Linked DNA regions of Homo sapiens: region 1 is linked to region 2. A link is an interaction called in ENCODE POLR2A ChIA-PET data of the cell type or tissue named here. Cell type or tissue: CD4-positive, alpha-beta T cell. All regions are shown on one strand. Links, peaks and the distances in the headings refer to the core of each region. The heading gives the core; the rest is flanking DNA.

Region 1 (10,792 bases), core at 2,566-7,565, 130 kb before region 2:
GGGTATTCTCCATTCTCTTATATCAGCATCTTCCTGGTGCCTTCCTTCTATGACTCTGTACTTTTAGCTCCCCTGAGACCCGTTTGAGTTGCTTCTCTCATCTCTATCAAGGTTCTTCTATGATCATTTCATAGGATTTATATTTGGAAAGAACTGTCTACAAAAAAAATAGCATTTACTCTAAAAATACAATTTGTATTTCATTTGCACAAGTCAGAAACTTACGTGTTTGAAGATCAAAAGTTATAATCATTAGATGATAGTGCTACCAACCTGACCTGTGTGTGGTATGTGTTCCAAAAAAAGCAAACAGAAACTTACATCAGACAGCCTTGTTATAGTAGTTATTTTTCTTTTTTTTTAAAAATTATACTTTAAGTTTTAGGGTACATGTGCACAACGTGCAGGTTAGTTACATATGTATACATGTGCCATGTTGGTGTGCTGCACCCATTAACTCGTCATTTAACATTAGGTATATCTCCTAATGCTATCCCTCCCCCCTCCCCCCACCCCACAACAGGCCCCGGTGTGTGATGTTCCCCTTCCTGTGTCCATGTGTTCTCATTGTTTAATTCCCACCTATGGATGAGAACATGCGGTGTTTGGTTTTTTGTCCTTGCGATAGTTTGCTAAGAATGATGGTTTTTACAAAAAAAAAAAATTTTTTGAGACAGGGTCTCACTCTGTTGCCCAGGCTGGAGTGCAGTGGTGTCTCAGCTCACTGCAGCCTCAACCTCCTCCTGGGCTCAAGCAATCCTCCTGCGCTCAAGCAATCCTCCTGCCTGAGCTTCCCAAGTAGCTGAAACCAAGGCACGTGCCACCATGCCAACTAATTCCTGTATTTTTTGTAGAGATGAGGTCTCACCATGTTGCCCAGGCTGGTTTCAAACTCCTAAGCTCAAGTGATCCTCCCACCTTGGCCTCCCAAAGTGCTAGGATTACAAGTGTTAGCCACTGCACCCAGTGTCCTTCAAATTTTTAACAAAAATCGTTTACAAACCACTTCAAACCCATTCACTGTCATGACCCCTTGTGAATCCAGGCTGAAGTGTTAATGAACACCCAAATGGTATTTATTAAAGGAGATTGGTACCGCCCTGTCCTGAGAAAGCCACTTTAAATTGCGGCTCCGCAGGACTGAATGAAGTGAAGACTGAGAGGAGTCATATCCAGGGTATGATTCTTTTAGTCTTAGTCTTGAAAAATTACAAATGATCATTCATTTCAACTTCAACTGCTTTTGTACTTAGAAAAATCTCACAATTCAAACTATTTTTCTAAATTTCTTTCTAGTGTTACTTAATGCTTATCTACTTCCTTATTTCTCAAGGTCTTTGTAATTTCTTTTCATCTATAATGTAGAGAGAGAACATAAACTAATATGTTTCTCCAAAGAGCTACCCAAATTTCCCAGTACAGGAAGTTTTTTTCAAATTTGATAGAGGTATAGAGACTTGTGTGCAGGCTTAGAGACAAAAAGACTCGAACAAACATAAACTGTTTCTGTCTTTGATTTAGTAAGATTTAGAAAAACTTAATTTATGTGACTTACCAATTTGCATTAAGTCAATGTTATTAATTATGGAAACATAAATGGTTTACATTAAAATACTCTTATCTTCTACTGCAGTAGTGAGAGCACAGAGTGAATTTAGGAACATTAGCCAACCCATTGTCACCAATGTAATCCAAGAATCCAAGAACATTGCAAACGGTTTATCAATCATAACTTCTTTTTTTTTTTTTTTTTTTTTTTTTTGAGACGGAGTCTTGCTCTGTCACCCAGACTGGAATGCAGTGGCACGATCTCGGCTCACTGCAACCTCTGCCTCCTGGGCATGCTATTCTCCTGCCTCAGTCTCCCGAGTAGCTGGGACTACAGGTGCCCACCACCACGCCCGGCTAATTTTTTTGTATTTTTTAGTAGAGACGGGGTTTCACCGTGTTAGCCAGGATGGTCTCGATCAATCATAACTTCTATTCAAGATTTAACTTTCTATTCTATTAAATGATTATTACTCATAAAATAAAACAGAAACACTAATGTTTCTGACTTTCACAATTATGAAACGAAAGTAAAACGTAAAGAGATAACAAATGTTTGGGAAAAAATATTCTCATAGTCAAGTACATACAAAATACAAATAATTCAGATTATGCTGTGCTCTTTTGAAAATCTTGTAACAGTGTGGCATTAAAAAAAAAAAGCATGATGCTTGCCTTGCACCTTTGCCTGTAAAATATGCTTTTATTTGCAAAATATTGTCCTTTTCCCCAATCACTGTGCTGTATGGCAGTGTTAACATTTTGGAGGTCAGTGAAGAGTTTTGAGCTGGTAGCCTGAGTTCCACCATTACTGTCTGTGTACTTCAGTGTCCTCATCTAAGAATGAGGATAAGAGCACCTCTCCTGTAGGCCTATCAGGTCTATTAAGTAAATTGACATAAATGGGATGTCTGACACTGCTAGTGCTCACTAAGCTTTCAGTATTATCATGAGCCTAACACTCTGCTACTTGATATGTGATTATATTTGACCCAAAGTAAGCTGGTAAGTGCTAGGACTGGCCTTGGCATCTGTACTCTCAGCCTTTTCCATATCCTGCAGGTTTTCAGTTCCATCAGAACATGGACCAGAATATTGTAAAGTAGCAGTTACTCTGAACGTACATTTCTTTAGCCAAAAACATTAGTATTTAATATGAAAAATAATTCATAAAAATATATCTCAAATATATTCTTCCAATTAATACATTAAAGACTAATAAGGGGTTAAGATGACAATTTTTATTGCTGCCCACTGGCAGAGTGGTACTATGGCTAATAAGGGTTGCTAAACCCACCTAGAAAAGTGTTCTCCTAAAACATGAGGAATGTCAAGAAAATTCCTTCTTTCTCCTACAATCTTGACTCCATTTTCATGAATCTCTGATCTCTTACTTTCTATTGGGATGGTTACAATACTAGTAGAAACATATTGCAATATCCAGTCCAGTAGGTGTTACTAACTAGAAAGTTATTTAGATTTCAGATTTCTAGGCTCTGAAATTATTGCATGGTTTATTCATTGTATAATGCAGACCTTAGAATCATGAACTTAACTGTAATAAATAATTATAGATTTTTCTCAGTAAGAATAAACTTTCTCAATTCCCTATCATACCCACCCCTTCTGGTCCCATTCTTATATAGATCTGTATCCACAATTCTCAACTCTCCTATTGGATGCTAGAGGATTATAATTTGCTGCAGAAAATGGGGAATTGTTACTAAACCTTGGGAAATGCAAATAAAACCAGAAGCTTCTTTTTAATCTCTGTACTAGTCTTGCATAAAAACAATTGTTTGATCTAGGGATAAATTGTTACTCATCAGATATAGTATAGTGGAAACAGAGTTGAAAGCAGCTACTTGGTAGTCCCATTGAATGAGCTTCCAAACCATAAATCTGATCCAATCACTCACTTTCTTAAAATCATTCAAAGCTTCCTATCACCTATTAGAAAAAATTATCCAATCTGTTTGGTAGAGTATAACAAACTTTCCATGACTGATTCCCTCTCCATTCCCAATCTCATCTGCTACTACTTGCCATTTGGATTTGGGTATAATTCATAATGATGAAACATAAAAAGTTTTAAAGCCATGACCATTTGGACATTGTAGCCTTATAAGAGTGACAAAGGGAATATTTACAAATATGAAAGTCAAAATTTTGTTCCTGATGATCAGAATGCTTCCCAGATCTCTGAAAAATTAATCTAATCAGTTATCAGAAAGAAAAGCCCTAGGCAAACTTCTTCTTTGGTAATTCATTTTGATAATTACATATCAAACTTCTAGAAAGTAAGATGAAAATTCAGATCTTTATCAAGTTAAGCAAATTTTTTTAACACATATCGTCGAAGTCATTTCAAAAGCCCTTGGACTAAATGCAAGCTTAACCCTGTATCCACCACAGAATAAAATTGTGCTACATTATATGAATGCCAGATAGTAAATTTTAAATAATTTCATGATGTTTCTTATATGTAGCCTGAGCTTTCTGCATACTGACTCCTCTGTAAATGTACGTAACATTCAATAATTTTGTCTATACTATTTCTTTTGTAACAAATCTTTAAGTATATATTGCGCAGAGAAGTCTCATTCTCATGAAAATGTGTTTTCTTGCATTCATTTAAATTTTTAGAAAAGAAATGTAGCAAAATTTTCAAGTTTTTTCTTAATATATCGTTTTAAGAACTATAAACTTACATGTATTATTCTTGTTATTGATTTGTAGGACATTAATATGGTGTTTCAGTAAATTTCTTTAAATAGCTCACTTTATGGTTCAGATCTCTATCTAAACCGGGAATACTGTACTTCATCATCCTAAGTAGTTCCTTGATTATTAAAACTCTCTAATAATATGTTCAGAAATTAAAACAAAGATACTTTAATATAATATTCTTTATGACTGAGACTTTGAAGATAGCAATGAAATATTTATAGTTTAAAAACTAAATACCTGAATTTTTCATTATATTTTCCCATTCCTCTTGTTAATCAACATTAGTGAATTTTTATTTCATGTATTCTCCAGTCTTTATATAATGTTTTCACTTAGATTATGCCATTTTAACATTTACCATTTTACTGGCTGTCACAGATTGCTTATAAACTTCATAATTATTCAAATGAATTATCTATTTGCTAATGGTAAAGAATTCATCTAAGCTTTGCAAAGAGATCGCAGTTGTAGAAAATTAATATCTCACTAGGTAATTACAATAATTAAAATACAAGAGAAATTAAATGCAAGCAACAGAAACAAATGAATGCTACATTGACTAAAATAAGAGACATAAGACTATTTTTATTATGGAGAATTTATAAAATAGCTATGAAAATATAATTCTATTTGAATCAAATTAAACCATCTTCAAGACAAATCAAATTATTATAAACTACATTATATTCACTATATTTTAGTGTTTGGATATTGCTGTTAACCTACCAGTCTTTTTATAACTGTGGGCTGAGCACTACATAAAATTAAATGATAGGCAGTTTTCCCACTCAAATATTTCTATCTAAGGTTTAAAGATATAAGTAAAGAATAGTTGCATATCCACTTATGAGATAAACAAAAAAGAACCAAGCTTTGAGATGAAAGTCCCATTATTAATAGCAATACATTTATGTGTATATATATATATATAGTATGTATGTTAGAGAAAGGAGAGAGTGAAGGGAGAAGGGGAATAAAAGCCTTTATAAATTAACATTTGGGTAATAGAATGTTTTTTAATTCTGTAAATCTCAAAGATGAGGTTAAGGAAATCACAAATCTCCCACATAGTAAAGCAGCAAAAAGGAGAGTGAAAATAGACAAGATTAGAAAAGTACCAGATCAGTACACCACTTGAACATATAATTAAGAAATGATCCAGAAAAAGAGAACAGAGGTGGAAAAGAGGGAGAGAAAACAGAGAAATGGAAGGAAATAATTAACAGGAAATTATTTTAATAATTCTAAATATTTCTTGGAAATGAGAGACTTTGGTTCCTTAATTAAAAAAAAAAAATACAGCTTTTCATCCTGAAGCTTAAAACACTGGAAACAAAGAGAAGTTTCTAAAAATTCTAAACCAGACAAAAACTAACACTATTGTTATCTAATATTATCCTGCACCATTATGTACTAACTCATTTAATACATGATTCTATTAGTAGAAACTATTATGATTGCCATTGTACAGCTGAGGAACTTGAGGGAAAGAGTAAAGAACTTTCTGGATGTCACCCAGCTGGTAAGTAGTGGAGCTGGAAGTCAAACCAAGTAGTCTTCTTTTAGAGTTTATACTATTAACCATTACACAATATAGGAGTCCTTAATTTAGAGTGAGAGCCAAGATAAATTCCCAATGAATTAAAGAGCTAAAGTTAGAAGAAATTTATGAAAGTATTAAGAAGAAAGTAGGAGAAAATATTTTAATATTACTGCAATGAAGAAAGACTTGTTATCAAGACACAAAACCCAGAAAACACAAAGACAGATTTGACCACGAGAAATGAAATACTTTCTATAGGAAAAAAAAAAAGAAATTAACAAAACAATGAGATGTAGTTTTTTGTATTCAACTTGGAAAAAAGATTTTTAAAAATCTAATAATATTCATATCTAATGTTAAGAAAGAAAGTACTTTTATATCCGTTAGGTGGGAATGTAAATTAGTGCAATGCAATTTGACAGTTTATGTCAGAAACCTAGTGACATATAACAGCCATTAAATTAAAACTAATTTTTTTGACAATTTGAAGAATCAGAAATTACATGCCATATTTAATCATTGTATGTAATTTTAAGCCAAATTATATAATTTCACAAACAAGTGCAAATACCTTCCAGAAAAAAGGCCAAGAAAATAATTGTTCCAACGTCCAAACCCACTAAATTATGTACATTAATTATGTTCAGTTTTTGTTACCAATTATACCTCAATGAAGCTGGAAGAAAAAAAGTCCCTAGAAAAAGAAAAGATGTTATGAATTAATGTCTCCTGATTCATTTTGATTTTTATAGCTTGTTATAGACTGACTTTATCCCCCCAAAAATACATAGGTTGACTCCCTAAACCCACATACAACTGTATTTAAAGATAAGATCTTTGAAGAGATAAGTAAGGTAAAATGAGATCATATGGGTAGAACCTCATCTGATACAACTGGTGTTCTTATAAGAAAAGGAGATTAGGACAACTGACATGCTCACACACAGAGGAAAGGCCGTGTGAGGACACAGCACAAAGATGGCCATCTGCAAACCAAGGAAAGAGGCCTCAGAAGAAAGCAACCCTGCCAACACCTTGATCTTGGACTTCCAGCCTATAAAACTTTGAGAAAATAAATGTGGCTGAAGCTACCCAGTCTGTGGCATTTTATTATGGCAGCCCCAGCAGACTAAGACATAGCTTTACCTGTTTGAATTGTTTTTTGTTATTCAGCAACACACTTCACAATTTTGAAGGAACGTGAATCAAGTCTTAAGGCATTGAGTTGTGAAAATTGACATTACTTCTTCTCTGAAGCTGTACTGTATCCTAAAGTGACCCATGTGTTTAAAGAACTTCTATAAGGAAAAGGAGAACATGTTCAGGGCAATGCTTTGGCTTCTGTTTCCAGGAAACCTAGGTCTGACTTCTTCTGCACTATCCAGCTTGGCAAGTTGTTAAATACCTCTGAGCTTCTAATTTATTTTTTTTCCACATGTAAAATGAAGATATGTGTATGAGTAAGGGTTTTCCAGAGAAATAGAACCAGTAGGATACATATAGATATATAAGAGGAGATCTATTATGGGAATTGGCTCACCTTATTATGGAGGCCAGGAAGTTCCATGATCTGCCATCTGCAAGCTGGAGACCCAAAAGAGCCAGAAGTGAGACACAGTCCAAGTCTGAAGGCCTGAGAACCAGGAAAGCCAATGGTGTAGGTCCCATAGTCCAAAGGCCTGGAGCTCTGATGTCTGAGGGCAGAAGAAGATGGATGTTCCAGCTCAAACAGTGAGAAAATGTGCCATTCCTCCTCTTTCTGTTCTATCCAAATGGACTGGATGATGCCCGCCCATATTGGTGAGGGCAGATTTTCTTTTCTTAGTCTACTGATTCAGATGCTAACCTGCCCTCAAATACCTACACAGACACACTCAGAAATAATGTTTCACCAGCTATCTGGGCATTCTTTAACCCATTCCTGCTGACACATAAAAGCCATCACAATATGCAATCTCACTGTACAGAGTTGATATGAGGATTTTTAAAATATGATTTCTAAGGTACTTAGCACTGGATCTACATGAAATACATGCTCAATGAACAGTGGTTATTATATTATGGCTTTTCTACATCACTGTCTTTATGGATTGAAACCATTGATCTTCATTCCCCATTTCTCAAATGTGCTGAATATGAGCCTGGACACCCCCAACAAATCTACTTAAGGTCATGAAGCTACTGAGACCCTGAGATCTCCAAAGGAATTTCAGAAGCACTCTAGGAGAGCACAGTGATCAAATCATAACCATACTAGTCTGGTTTGACTTATAATTAAAACAAATTGAGTAAAATTCAGATACAGTTTATAGAAAAGATGTTGGCAATAAGTCCTAGTATTGCTAAGCATAATTAATATATGGTATATTGATTTTGTATCCTGCAACTTTAGTAAATTTATGTACCACCTCTAAGAGTTTTTTAGTGGAGTCTCTAGATTTTTCTAAATATGAGATCATAACAACTTCAAACAAGGATAATTTGACTTCTTTTACAATTTGGATGCCCTTTCTTTCTTTTGCGTAATTGCTCTGACTAGGGCTTCTGGTACTATGTTGAATAAAAGTGGTAAAAGTGGGCATTCTTGTTTTGTTCCAGTTCTTAGTGGAAAGGCTTTCAATTTTTCCCCATTCAGTATGATACTAGCTGTGGGTTTGTAAAAAATAGCCCTTATTTGGTTGAGATATGTTCCCTCTATACCCAATTCTTTGAGGGTTTTCATAATGAAGCAATGTAGAACTTTATCAAGTGCTTCTATAGCATCTATTAAAATGATCTAGTTTTAGTTTTAGTCCTTGATTTTGTTGATGTAATGTATCATGTTTATTGATTGTTAAACCATCCTTGTATCCTGAGGATGAATCCCACTTGATTAAGGTGAATGATCTCTTTAATGTGTTGTTTAATTCTATTTGCTACTATTTTGTTGAGAATTTTTGAATCTATGTTCATCAGAGATATTGGCCTGTAGTTTTCTCTTTTTTTCTATATTTTTCTGGTTTTAGTATCAGAGTCATACTTGCCTCATAGAGTAGGTTTGGAAGTATTATCTCCTCTTCAATTTTTTGAAATAGTTTAAGTGAAACTGGTATTACTGATAGGCAAAGGTTGGCAGTGATTCCACTAGGTCCTGGGCTTTTCTTTGGTGGAAGACTTTTATTACTCCTTCAATCTCATTATTCATTATGGCCTGTCAGTAGTGTTTCTATACACTAACAGCGAACAATCTGAAAAAAAAATAAAGACAGCAATTTCATTTACAATGGCTACAAAATATAAAGAAAACAATTTCATTTACAATAGCTATTAATACAAATATAATACCTAAGAATAAATTTAACCAGAGAAGTGAACATCTTTACAACAAGGGACAATATAAAATACTGATGAAAGAAATTGAAGAGTACAAAAAAATGGAAAGATATTCCATGTTCATGGATTGGAAGAATAAACATTGTTAAAATGTCCATACTACCCAAAGCAATCTACAGATTCGATGCAATCCCTATCAAAATACCAATAACATTCTTCACAGAAGTAGAAAAGACAATTCTAAAATTCACACGGTACCACAAAAGACCCCAAATAACGAAAGCTATCCTGAGCAAAAAGAACAAAGCTGGAGACATCACAGTATCCCAATTCAAATTAAACTACAATGGTATAGTAACAAAAACAGCATGGTACTGGCAAAAAACAGAAACACAGAACAATGGAAAGAGTTGAGGACCCAGACATAAATCCACGTGCTTACAGCCAACTCATTTTTAACAAAGATGCTGAGAACATACCTTAAAGAAAGGACAGTCTGCTTAATAAATGGTGCTGAGAAAACTGGTTATTTATACACAGAATTAAACTAGAGTCCCATCTTTCACCACATATAAAAATAAACTCAAAATGGAGTAAAGATTTAAATGTAATACCTAAAACTTCAGACTATTAAAAGAAAATATTGGGGAAATGCTACAGGACATTGGTCTGGACAAAGATTTTGGGGAGTAAGACCACAAAAGCACAGGAAACAAAAGCAAAATAGACAAATGGTATTACATCATGCTAAAAAGCTTCTGCACAGCAAAGGAAAAAAAGCTAACAAATAAATGAGACGACCTAAAGAATGGGAGAAGATATTCCTAAACTATTGATTTGACTAGGTATTAATAACCAGAATATATAAATAACTCAAACAACTCAGTAGCAAAAAAAAGCAAAATGTAAAAATAAGCAAACTCCTGAATAGACATTTCTCAAAATAAGATATACAAGTGGCAAACAGATATGTAGATATAAAAGCTCAACATAACTAATCATTAGAGAAATGCAGATCACAACTACAATGGGATATCATCTCACCCCACTTAAACTGTTATTATCAAAAAGACAAAAAATAACAAATGCTGTCAAGGATGTGGAAAATGGGAATGCTCAAGTGTTGTGGGAATATTAAGTAGTACAGCTATTATGGAAAATAAAATGGAGATTTCTCAAAAAAACTAGCAATCCCACTTCTAGGTACACATCCAAAAGAAAGGAAATTAGTATGTCAAGGAGGTATTTGCATTCCCATGTTTATTGCAGCATCATTTACAATAGCCAAGATAGAGAATCAACCTATGTCCATAAACAGATGAATGGATAAAGAAAATGTGGTACATATACACAATGCAATGCTATTCATCCATAAGAAAGAATGAGATCCTGTCATTTGCAGTGACATGGATGGAACTAGGGTCATTATGTTAAGTGAAATAAGCCAGGCACAAAAAGACAAATATTACACGTTCTCACTCATATGTGAGAGCTGAAAATGTGGATCTCCTGGAGATAGAGAGTAGAACGGTGGTTTCCAGAGGCTTGGAAGGGAAAGTGGAAGAAGGAGATAAGTGACGTTGGTTAATGGAAACAAAAATACAGTTAGATAGAAGGAATAAGTTTCAGTATTCCATAGTATAGTAGATAAATTATAGT
Region 2 (10,792 bases), core at 2,435-7,434:
TTTACAGCAGCATTATTCACAAAAGCCAGAAGGTGGTAACGATCCAAGCGTCTGCCAACAGGTGAATGAATGAATGAACAAATTGTGATCAAATCCATACAATGGAATATTACTCAGCCATAAAAAGGAATGAAGGGCTAATGCATGCTACAACATGAATAAGCCTTGATAACATTATGCTAAGTCAAAGAATGCAGAAACAAAAGGCCACATTTTGTAAGAATCCATTTATATGAAATATCCAGATAGTTAAATCCATGGAGATGGAAAGCAGATTGGTGATTTGCCAATTGATTGACTGTTGGAAGGAGGGAATAGGGAGTGACTGTTTAAGGTATGGGGTTTTCTTTAAAATGATGAAAATGTTTTGGAATCTGATAAAAGCGGTCATCACAGAACACTGTGGATGTACTAAATACCACTGAACTGTATATTTTAAAATATTTAATCTTGACCTGGTGTGGTGGCTCACACCTGTAATCCCAGTACTTTGGGAGGCCAAGGCAGGTGGATTGCTTGAGGTCAGGAATTCAAAACCAGCCTGGCCAACATGGTGAAACCCCGACTCTACTAAAAATACAAAAATTAGCTGTGCGTGGTGGTGCGCAACTGTAATCCCAGCTACTTGGGAGGCTGAGACAGGAGAATCGCTTGAACCCAGGAGGTGGAGGTTGCAGTGAGCTGAGATTGTGCCACTGCACTCCAGCCAGGTCAACAGAGCAAGACTCCGTTTCAAAAAAAAAAAAAAAAAGTTTAATCTTATGTTGACTAAATCTTAGGTGAACAATGTTATGTGAATTTCACCTCAATTTTTAAAAATTGTTACTAGTGAATAGTATGAGTCCACATTCACCCCAGGTCTTACCAATGAATGAGGCCACCCCATCTTGCTGTTGGCCACGTATTAATTGATTTCATTTGATCCCCCAACCACCCCGGTCCAAAGATGCCAAGTACATTCTAAGAATACAGTACATTAGCATAGTACAGTCTAAGCATAGAGTCCACAGACACACTCTGTCACAACTTTGTGATAACAGCTGGAAATCAATAATGCAAAAGATCATGATAGTCGAGGTTGTCAGATAAATGATTTAAGATATTTTTAAAAATCATTATGTGCTTATTAAACAAATGCCAAAACATATCTATTTTCTGAGGGAGGGGTCAGGGTTGGGTAAAGTGGGGTAGAGGTGCAGGTAGAGAGGTAGAAGGGCTGAGGGCCAAGCAGGCATCTGCAACACCGTGCTGCCTCAAATCCTAAAGGAAATGAGATGAAACCTAGCATCATCCACTCTCGGTGGTTTCTATGATCAGGCCCAAAGTGAACTTCCTCACCCAGGATAAAGAAATGAGGTTCATGGGAGGAGGACTGGAAAAGGGGTACTAACTGGTAATAACTTGTAGGAACTCCTTATTCCCAAGGCATCCAGAGCCAACTAGTCAAGAGATGAAGAGAACTTGTGTATTTGCACCCTGGAATTGAGGGTCCTAGAGGTCACAGATTCGAATGAAAGGGGCAGAAAGACTTGCAGCTGAAGACAAAGTCCAGCTGTTACGACTTTGCTAGAGATGAGCCCTATTTATCAACATCTAACCAAAGACAAATAGAGACAGCGCTTGAGCTATTTTTGTTGTGTCAGCAGCCATTTTTTGCATGATTTATGAAGGGATTTTGGCTTGAGGTTTTTTTTCTAATAGAGCTGTCTGTATAAAAGAGCTTTGTCCTCAAGGAAGTCATTAATCAAAATATTACTGGATTTCTCTACTATTAAAAATGTCTCAGCTAACCACATGAGCATGAATTCATCTCACAAGCTTGCCTCTGAATGCAGACTCCTAGGTGGCCTGGGTGGGTGGGGACGGGGAACACTCTTCAGCCACACTGTTCTTCTTCCTGTAGGCTGTCCACCCAGGTAGAACCTTCCCTGTCACCTCAGTTTCATTGTTTCTGCTACCTACAATATGTCCTGCTTCCCCAGATGTCTCTATGGTTTCTGAGCATTGGGAGGAGTCTCCTAGTGTCTACTCAATGACCCCACCTTCCCCAGTTTATGCAAAAACACCTGATGTGTGTGATGGAGAATCTGCTCTGATACCTTTCGACACTTGCTTGGAAAACTATTCACATGCTGGAAAGCAGAGGACTGTGAACAGAAAATCTAGCTAAACTCAGAACAAGTGACTGGGGCTGGGAAGATTATAGTGTGAGAGGTCGTTTGCTCCCTCCACTCCTTCTCAGATGCGAGGGTTTGCCTGCCTTCTGCTGGGATGCCCCAGCTGTTAAGAGGCTCATACTTCCAGTAAGATTTCCACAGGAGGCCGGGTGCGGTGGCTCACGCCTGTAATCCCAAAGTGAAGGCCGAGGCGGGCGGATCATGAGGTCAGGAGATCGAGACCATCGTGGCTAACACGGTGAAACCACGTCTCTGCTAAAAATACAAAAAATTAGCCGGGTGTGGTAGCGGGCACCTGTAGTCCCAGCTACTCAGGAGGCTGAGGCAGGAGAATGGCGTGAACCCAGGAGGCAGAGCTTGCAGTGAGCCGACATCGCACCACTGCACTCCAGCCTGGGCAAAGGAGCGAGACTCCATCTCAAAAAAAAAAAAAAAAAAAAAATTTCCTCAGGAACACAATAGTCTGGGTTTCTGCTCCCTTCCTCAAATAATCTCATTAAGAGAACCTTTCCAATGTGGGCCACATGGTCTCCTCTAGACCACGATACCCTTAGAACCTTGGCAAGTCATACACATGTCCCCAGGAGTGAGGCTACTGCTGAGTGACCAGTAGAACCCCACTTCCAGTCAACGCAAAGACTCCAGTTGGGGTTCAGCAGGGATCCTCTAAGACAGGGTTCTGAAACTATGGCCTGAGGGCTGGGCGCAGCCCACTGATTTCCATAAACAGTTTGGTTGGAGACAGCCATGCTCACTTGGTTACATACCATCCACCGCTGTTTTTGTGCTGCAATGCTGGAACCAAGAGGTGTTAGGTCACAACTGACAGACACCACACGGCCCACAAAGCTGTAAATATTAACTATCTGGCCCTTTACAGAAAAAGTTTCCCAACCCTTGAGTAGGATAATAAATCTTTGGATCATGGACATTTATTATTTAAGTTCATCCTTGTTCAGTCTTGCTGGAGAGAAGGAAGATTTAAGCTTGACAGACCAGATGCCGGTAAAATTAGCTCAGTTTTCTTATTCTCAAGAACTTTACGATCAGATCTATTATAAATACAATTCTAGAGACAGACTGAGAAAAAGTACTTAACTGGCACCCTTTTACTACAAACTGCACCCCTCATTAAACTAACAGTTCACAGAACACCGAGCACTTAACTTACTCCAGCTTTTTCCGGCAACTCTCTTGTCCTGCTGCATCAACTTGCCATGGTTTCACTGGCAGCCCCCACCCTTTCGCACACGATTCATTTAAAAAGTTGAGCTCAGACACATCCAGTCTTTTTTCTGAGAAGGTTACTAACCTTGAGATGTGAGTGCTGCTCGCTCTAACGCTTCTTCCCATCTGCGTCTTGGTTAAGGACTTTTATCGTATCCTGTTTATCGTGGCCTCCTAGCCTCAACACCCTCTTGGTCACTGCAAGCTCCCCGCTGCTCCCTCCCTTAATTAGCACTGCAGGAGCTGAGGGGAGCGTTCAGCCCACTCAGGAGCTGACTCTGCCCATGCTCTTGAGCTCTTCTCTCTACCAGAACTTCCTCAGATAGCAACTGAAGTGAATCACTAATATTTCATGAAGCGGGGTTTTTTGAAGTCAAGTTTACCTGCTTCTGGAAGCAACTTTACTATTGCAGCTACTCAGACTCATTCCAAACTCAGATAAAGTTCTGTCCCTCTTTTCCCCCAAAGAATCTATAATTTGAAAGGACGCACTTCTCCTTTGTTCTAGCTCTAAATAGAAACTACACTCCCCGCCGAAATCAGTTTGTTTCTTTGCCTTTTCTTCCTCGTGTTTTTTCCTGCCAATCAAAGCACATTAGATTCAGCCCTCTTTTTAAGTCAAGAGGCTTCCTTATCTCTGCCCATATCTAAGTATGTTTCGGTCTTACTTTCTAGATACTCTTTTTTTTTTCTTTGTCTCCCATTCTCCGACAGAAAAAGTACACAAGTCGGTGTTTCCTGAGAACGAACCCTGCATGTTTAGCAGCTTTTGTCTCTTAGAAACACTAGGTTTTTTGCTGCACCAGGCCATGGCAACGTTAGTTTTATTGATTCCTTTGATTTATTAGGTTATGGAGGTTCCCTGCTGGTTAAACCACCATGAAGGATTGTGGCTGAGGCTTTAGTGTGTAAAATTCATAGAAAGACTAGGAAGGAAGGACGTTTGACAGGTGAGAAGGCACTCATGGGGCTGCCCTACCCTGCACATTTAATTATGCATCGCAGGTACAGGACTGGTCTCTTCTGCTGGACCACCGCATATACGAAAGCAAGGGAGAAGAAAGTGCAATACTGCCTCTCAAGACACAAGTGTTTACTAAGACTTATTGTGGGCCAGAGGTAGCCAGAGTAGCCTTCTCAAACACCTGCCTGACTCTCGTCACTCCCTTCAATGCCTCACTGTCCCCAAGAGAATATCCAAATGTCTTACTGACTTGCAAGGCCTGCGTCATTGATGACTGCCATTTTCCCAGTGTTATGTCTTATAAGTCTTCTGCTCACTCCTAGCCTTTATTGCTCATCCAACTTACATTGTGTAATTTGAGGACAATGCTCTAATGGGGCAGGGCCTTTGCACGTGGAGTTTCCTCACCTCTTATCCCTCTCCCATCCAGCAGGTCTCAGCTCCAATGTATCTTATACTCTCCCTGGGGCCCACATCTGTCCTGTGAGTTTCCTGAGAACCCCAAATATGTCCTCACTGAAATACTTGCCACATCCTATTATGCCTATTCACTCGCTGCATTTTTTACTAGAGCCTGACAGGCACTTCCAGGCCCAGGTAAAGTCTCTTATCCCTGCTCTATCAGATCCTTGCACAGGGCCCTTGACCATGCCAGGTGCTCAGTCAGCACTTGTAGAATAGGACGAAGCCATGCAATGACTTCCATCTGTAAGGTTTCCATATTGTGATCACAATCCCAATTCCATCTTGTTTCCAATCTGCCATCGTTGGGGCTGCTTTTTTGCCTCAATTTTCGATTTTCTCAAGGAAAAAGACAAAAACAGTCTTGACCCAAAACACCCACTGATTTTTGCAGGACACACCCAAAGACAAGTTTTCTTTTGAGTCAAAACTCTTCCTCAAAATTATTCAGTGGGCCCTGAAGTGAACCTCACACATCGGCTGAAACAGTCACCGTCTACCCACGTGGTTCACAATAGGGTGAATGCAAATCCTATCTATCGTGACAGTAGCTGCTGCTCATACCTACAGGGACCTAGCTTGAAAGTATCTTTTGCTTACTCCCTGACTCACAAAATGCAGATTGATACAGGCTGGGGGGTTTTCCCAAATTAGTTTTTCATGGTCACTCCCTAATTCAGTGTTCACAGGCAAACACACACACACACACACACACACACACACACACACACACATCCTTCTCCTTATCACCCATAATAAAGCTATTGCTATTTTGTTTTTTATTTTTATTATTTAGCTATTGCTATTTTTAAGGGAGGCACAATGGAGATACCTTTTGTTGTTTCTCTGTAGAGGTTTATCCTCTCTGGTTTATTTAGCTTCCTCTTGGAGGCTCTCGAAATATGGTAATAAATACAAAGAACCCAAGACTTAGCTTTGAATCATTTCCAAAGAAACACAGGCATCCCAGTATCTTGGCCCCAAGGATGCAACATTGTTCCCCCAACATGGTAACTACAGAATTTTACTCAGCAAACAGGGGAAATGTTGAAATATCACATGATCGATAATAAATTACAAAACAAACAATAAAAATAACCTGAGACAAATTAAATTGCCCTATCCCTCCAGAGAACAGATGTCCTAAATGTTCTAACCAGCAGAACAAATGGACGTAAAGAGGGAAAGCAGTGAGATAGAATGAAGATTACCACTCAGAGATCAACAAGAGCCCTCTCTCCAACATTTTTTCATGACCCTTGCAAAAGGCTTTTTGAACAACTTAAAGCAAAGACACTCTTCAACCTTACCAGTTGCTGACAGAAGCAGGAAACAGCAAAAGTCATCACATCCCTAGTTGCAGCATCGCATCAGCTACCTCCTTCCTCTTTTTTTCTAAGGTCACCAAGGCACTAACTTGCTGTTCTAACAAAGGGTAAGGAAAGAAAGAATCAAGCATTTGCTCTGCCTTTCCTGTACAAATTATAATTCAAGGTGACCCGAGTTTCTCTTTATAGGAAAATTCAGCTACTAAGTGGAAAAAACAATCATAGTTATTTTTTAAGTCACCATTTTGCAACCCCTATTAAAATAATAGATGGAGACAATTGTTAATAGATGCTAAAACCATGAGGTGGAAGGTTAATGGGGAACCCTATGATGAAACGTGCTGCTGACTGACGATACCTGAGCCCTCAGATCAGCCGTAATCTTGCTAAATATGGCACAGCCAGGCATGAGAGGGACTCCCAACACGATGCAGCAGGAAGAAAGCAGCGCCACCTAGGAAGTCCTCTTCCCCGAGTAGCTGAGCCTGAATGCAGCCAAGCCTCTAGAAGTAACCAGCAGTGCATAGAAAATGCAGGCAATGGCTGGGCACGGTGGTTCACACCTGTAATCCCAGCACTTTGGGAGGCCAAGGCAGGCGGATCACATGAAGTTCGAGACCAGCCTAGCCAATATGGTGAAACCCCGTCTCTACTAAAAATACAAAAATTAGCCAGTTGTGGTGGTGCACGTCTGTAATCCCAGCTACTTGGGAGGCTGAGGCACGAGAACCACTTGAACCTGGGAGGCAGTGGTTGTAGTGAGCCAAGATTGTGCCACTGCACTCCAACCTGGGTGACAGAGCGAGACTCCATCTTAAAAAAAAAAAAAAGAAAAGAAAAGAAAAAGAAAATAAAAAGAATACAGGCAATAAAAGACTGAGTTAAAGGACACTACGAGACCACAAGGAAGCAACGAACTGAACATAGAAAGCAGGAGCTACTGCAGAACAAACATCTCAGTTTCCTCCAGCAACAAAAGGCAATTATGATGAACACAACCAGTAAATGCCAAAAAGATACTTGACAATTTTCGTTGTTGTTGTTGAGATGGAGGCTTGCTCTATTGCCCAGGCTGGAGCACAGTGACACGATCTTGGCTCACTGCAACCTCCACTACCTGGGTTCAAGTGATTCTCCTGCCTCAGCCTCCCAAGTAGCTGGGATTACAGGCATGCACCAACACGCATGGCTAATTTTTGTAATTTTAGTAGAAACAGGGTTTTGCCTTCTTGGCCAGGCTCGTCTTGAATTCCTGACCTCAAGTGATCCGCCTGCCTCGGCCTCCCAAAGTGCTGGAATTACAGGCATGAGCCACTGTGCCTGGCCAGATACTTGATAATTTTAAATATCCTTTCCTGGGAAAGACTTACAGCAATTTTACAATTTCATCAGCATGATAAAGAAAATTTATGAGAAACTAACAGCAACCTTGATAGTGAGACACTAGAAAAATCTCAATTCAATTTTGAAATAAGACAAGGATGGCCACAATCACTGTCAATATTTAACATATTCTGGAGGTTTTAACTAAATGTAATGGATTTTAAAAAGGAATAGGAGCTGTAAACCTTGAAAATTATTTAAAATGTAGGATTTGTAGGTGATCCACCTAGAGAACATGGTCAAATAAAACAGAAAAGAATTTAATAAGCTGCCTAGCAAAATAATTTTATAAGACTCAGTAGCTTTATTGTATATCCTATCCAAAAGAACAGCAAAATTTACACGTGTATGTATATGTAGGTATAATTGTGTGCCTGTGTGAATATATATGAATGTACCTCAAGAATTTGTAGGATTTAAACAAAGAAATTTGCTAATTTATCAAAGGAAATAAAAGAAGTCTTGAATAAATGGAGGTATGTCCTATGCTCCTCTATGGCAAGACCCAATTTTGAGAATGCATCAAAAATATTTTTTTAGTTACCTGGAATTTTATACTCTTTTACATTATTAAGCAGGTCAGGCTATGAATGGCTATTCATGAGGCACTTATTGACGGCACTCTGCAAAAAGGTCTTCACCTAGTATATTGTGGAAATGTTATATGTTTGCACAATCAATCATTGAAGACCTTTTACAACACACATATCCCCATGAAAGTAAGCAATGGATGAACTGCTGTGAAAGGTGCTCCCTGGAGCAGAAATCCACACCCTGGTTCTTACCTGGTTTTAGCATTGCCAAGGGCCCAGCAAACTTCACCCACGACTCCCTTGGCCACTGTTCTTTTCTTCCTCCACTGTTTTTAGTCCCCCTCTCTTGAGGGTCTCAAGGTTTCAAGGAAATAAGTACTTACACACACACCTTAAGGACTCCAGACCTCAAGCATCAGGCCCGGGTAAGTGCTAAGTTCTTCTTTGGGAATTTTTCTAAATGACACCAGGAAGCAGCAGCCAGCAGTACAGCTATATGGACAAACAGGGACTTGCAGATACCCACTATCTCTTTCCCCCAGTCCCAGTTCCCTGACAAAGCTCATGCCTTTCTCCTCTGCATTCCACATCCCTTTCTGCTGCAACTATTTGATAACATTGCACACTGCATTGTGGCTACTTAGTAAAGTGGGCGAGAGCTGCCATCCTGTAAGTATAAGAGTGTGAGCTTTGCAGAGAGACTTGGGTTCAAATCCTGTTCCACGCCTGGCTAGCTGTGGGACCTCCAGTCCTCAGCACATTGATGGCAGTGCAGATCCCAGCTAGGCCACAGCTGATCGTCCAGGAAGGCAGCCCCCACCTCATGTTACCCGTGGCCCAGTGGGCTCCACTCTTGTCGGGGTCCACTGAGGGTCTTTTAACACTCTCAGTGTCAAAAAGGTTGTTTTGCCTCCTGAGCTCTCAATACTGCTGTATCTCAGATTATTTAAAGAAAATTTCATTTTCCAAAATGGCAGAAACCTCATATTGTTTAAATTAAGATATATTCTTTCTAGAATATTTTACTGAGAACATTTTCATCTGCAATTGGACAATGTAGCTTATATCTGAACTGCTTAGTTAGCATCTACAGAACAGTCACTGTCCCCAAAACCCACCACCTTAGCAAGGTGCCTGAATGAGGGAGGGTCTCCAGCCTCAGCCACACATTGGCTGCACCTCCCTGGAATCTGAATCTGGTACAATGTTATCTAATGTGGTTAAGATCACATCTCTCGGGCTCCCTGAATCCAGTCCAATATACACCTTGTTGTATTTATTAACAACCTGGCATTTCACTCTCCAAAGTGTCTTGATTTGGGTGACAAACTCTATGGTCACCCTAAGAGCCACCAAGGGGGCTGTGGGTTTGAAGGAAACCCCTCAGTTCTGGGAAAACCAGGACAGTGGGTCATCCTTGATATAGCAGTGACCAGGACTCCCTGGGTCCAGCCCACATTCCCTCATGGCCAGCTCTCTTGAGGGGATGGGGTATGTCTTCTACCCACTCCTCAGTAAGGATTGCCCTCAGCTATCAGAAAGCATCTAACAATTCTGGCTTTAAAGGGGAGCAGGGCCAGAGTCTCACCCTCCTCTTCCTAGGACATGTGGCCTATTTGAAAAGTTGCCTCCTTGGCCCCAAAGACTACACGGATTCAGGAAGGGCAGGCTGCATCAGCCGGAAAAGGTCCTTCCATAGACTTACCCCAGGCAAGGGCATTTATTCACCCCTACCTGCACCTGCTTGAGGCAGTCAACAGTGGTTCCGAAAACCAAAGAGTGTGCTGAGGGAACCAGCTCTTTCATCCACTGGAGAAAGAAGAAGACAGCTCATTTTATAAAATAAACAGATAAACCAATATACATATAAATACTTTAAATTCTTCCTAACCTGCTGGCACACTCCATGTAAAGTTGTGCCCTTTGTCTTATGTTTGTATTTTGTGTTCGTCTCTGGACCCTCCAACTTGAATATGTGTTCCTTGATGTGAAGACTGCCTCGTTCACCACTGTAACAAACCAACCAACTGTCTGTGTTTGCCTGATGCCACGTAGTTTCCCAGGACTCAAGACTTTGAAGTGCTGACTCCAGGACATCCCCAGGCAAACCCAGACAGCTGATCACCCTAGCTGTATCCCCAGTGCCAAGAGCAGTGCCCAGCATATAGTAAGAGTTCACAAAACAATTGCTGCCTGGCTATGATCATAACTCTTATTTTGCAGTTTTGTTCTTAGAATTTAAAGAGCGAAGAAAAGAACCGAAGGAGATAGAGACACAAAAAACCCTTCAAAAAATCAATGAATCCAGGAGCTGGTTTTTTGAAAAGATCAACAAAATTGATAGACCACTAGCAAGACTAATAAAGAAGAAAAGAGGGAAGAATCCAATAGACGCAATAAAAAATGATAAAGGGGATATCACCACCAATCCCACAGAAATACAAACTACCATCAGAGAATACTATAAACACCTCTATGCAAATAAACTAGAAAATCTAGAAGAAATGGATAAATTCCTCAACACATACACCCTCCCAAGACTAAATCAGGAAGAAGTTGAATCCCTGAATAGACCAATAACAGGCTCTGAAATTGAGGCAATAATTAATAGCCTACCAACCAAAAAAAAGTCCAGGACCAGACAGATTCACAGCCGAATTCTACCAGAGGTACAAGGAGGAGGTGGTACCATTCCTTCTGAAACTATTCCAATCCATA

What was found. Peaks named below come from ENCODE experiments on the same cell type or tissue, not always from the same donor. Only the 100,000 strongest peaks of a DNase experiment are listed, where the experiment ranks them.
Region 1: POLR2A ChIA-PET joins it to region 2 with 5 read pairs; 4 of 35 experiments call an interaction of 5 or more read pairs at or near these places.

What each region holds. Positions count from the first base shown.
Region 1 is chr18:69,823,692-69,834,483 of GRCh38, forward strand. All of the region lies in intron 7 of DOK6 (docking protein 6), which reads left to right. Among named protein-coding and RNA genes, the nearest start is that of CD226, 120 kb to the right of the region's middle. In CD4-positive, alpha-beta T cell, for the core only: no CTCF peak of the experiment used is centred there; no DNase peak of the experiment used is centred there.
Region 2 is chr18:69,953,266-69,964,057 of GRCh38, forward strand. It overlaps a transcript of CD226 not described here. Among named protein-coding and RNA genes, the nearest start is that of CD226, 11 kb to the left of the region's middle. In CD4-positive, alpha-beta T cell, for the core only: a CTCF peak has its summit at 6,618; DNase peaks (open chromatin) are centred at 3,606, 5,416, 6,186, 6,586 and 2 weaker places; H3K4me3 peaks cover 2,617 bases; H3K27ac peaks cover 4,118 bases.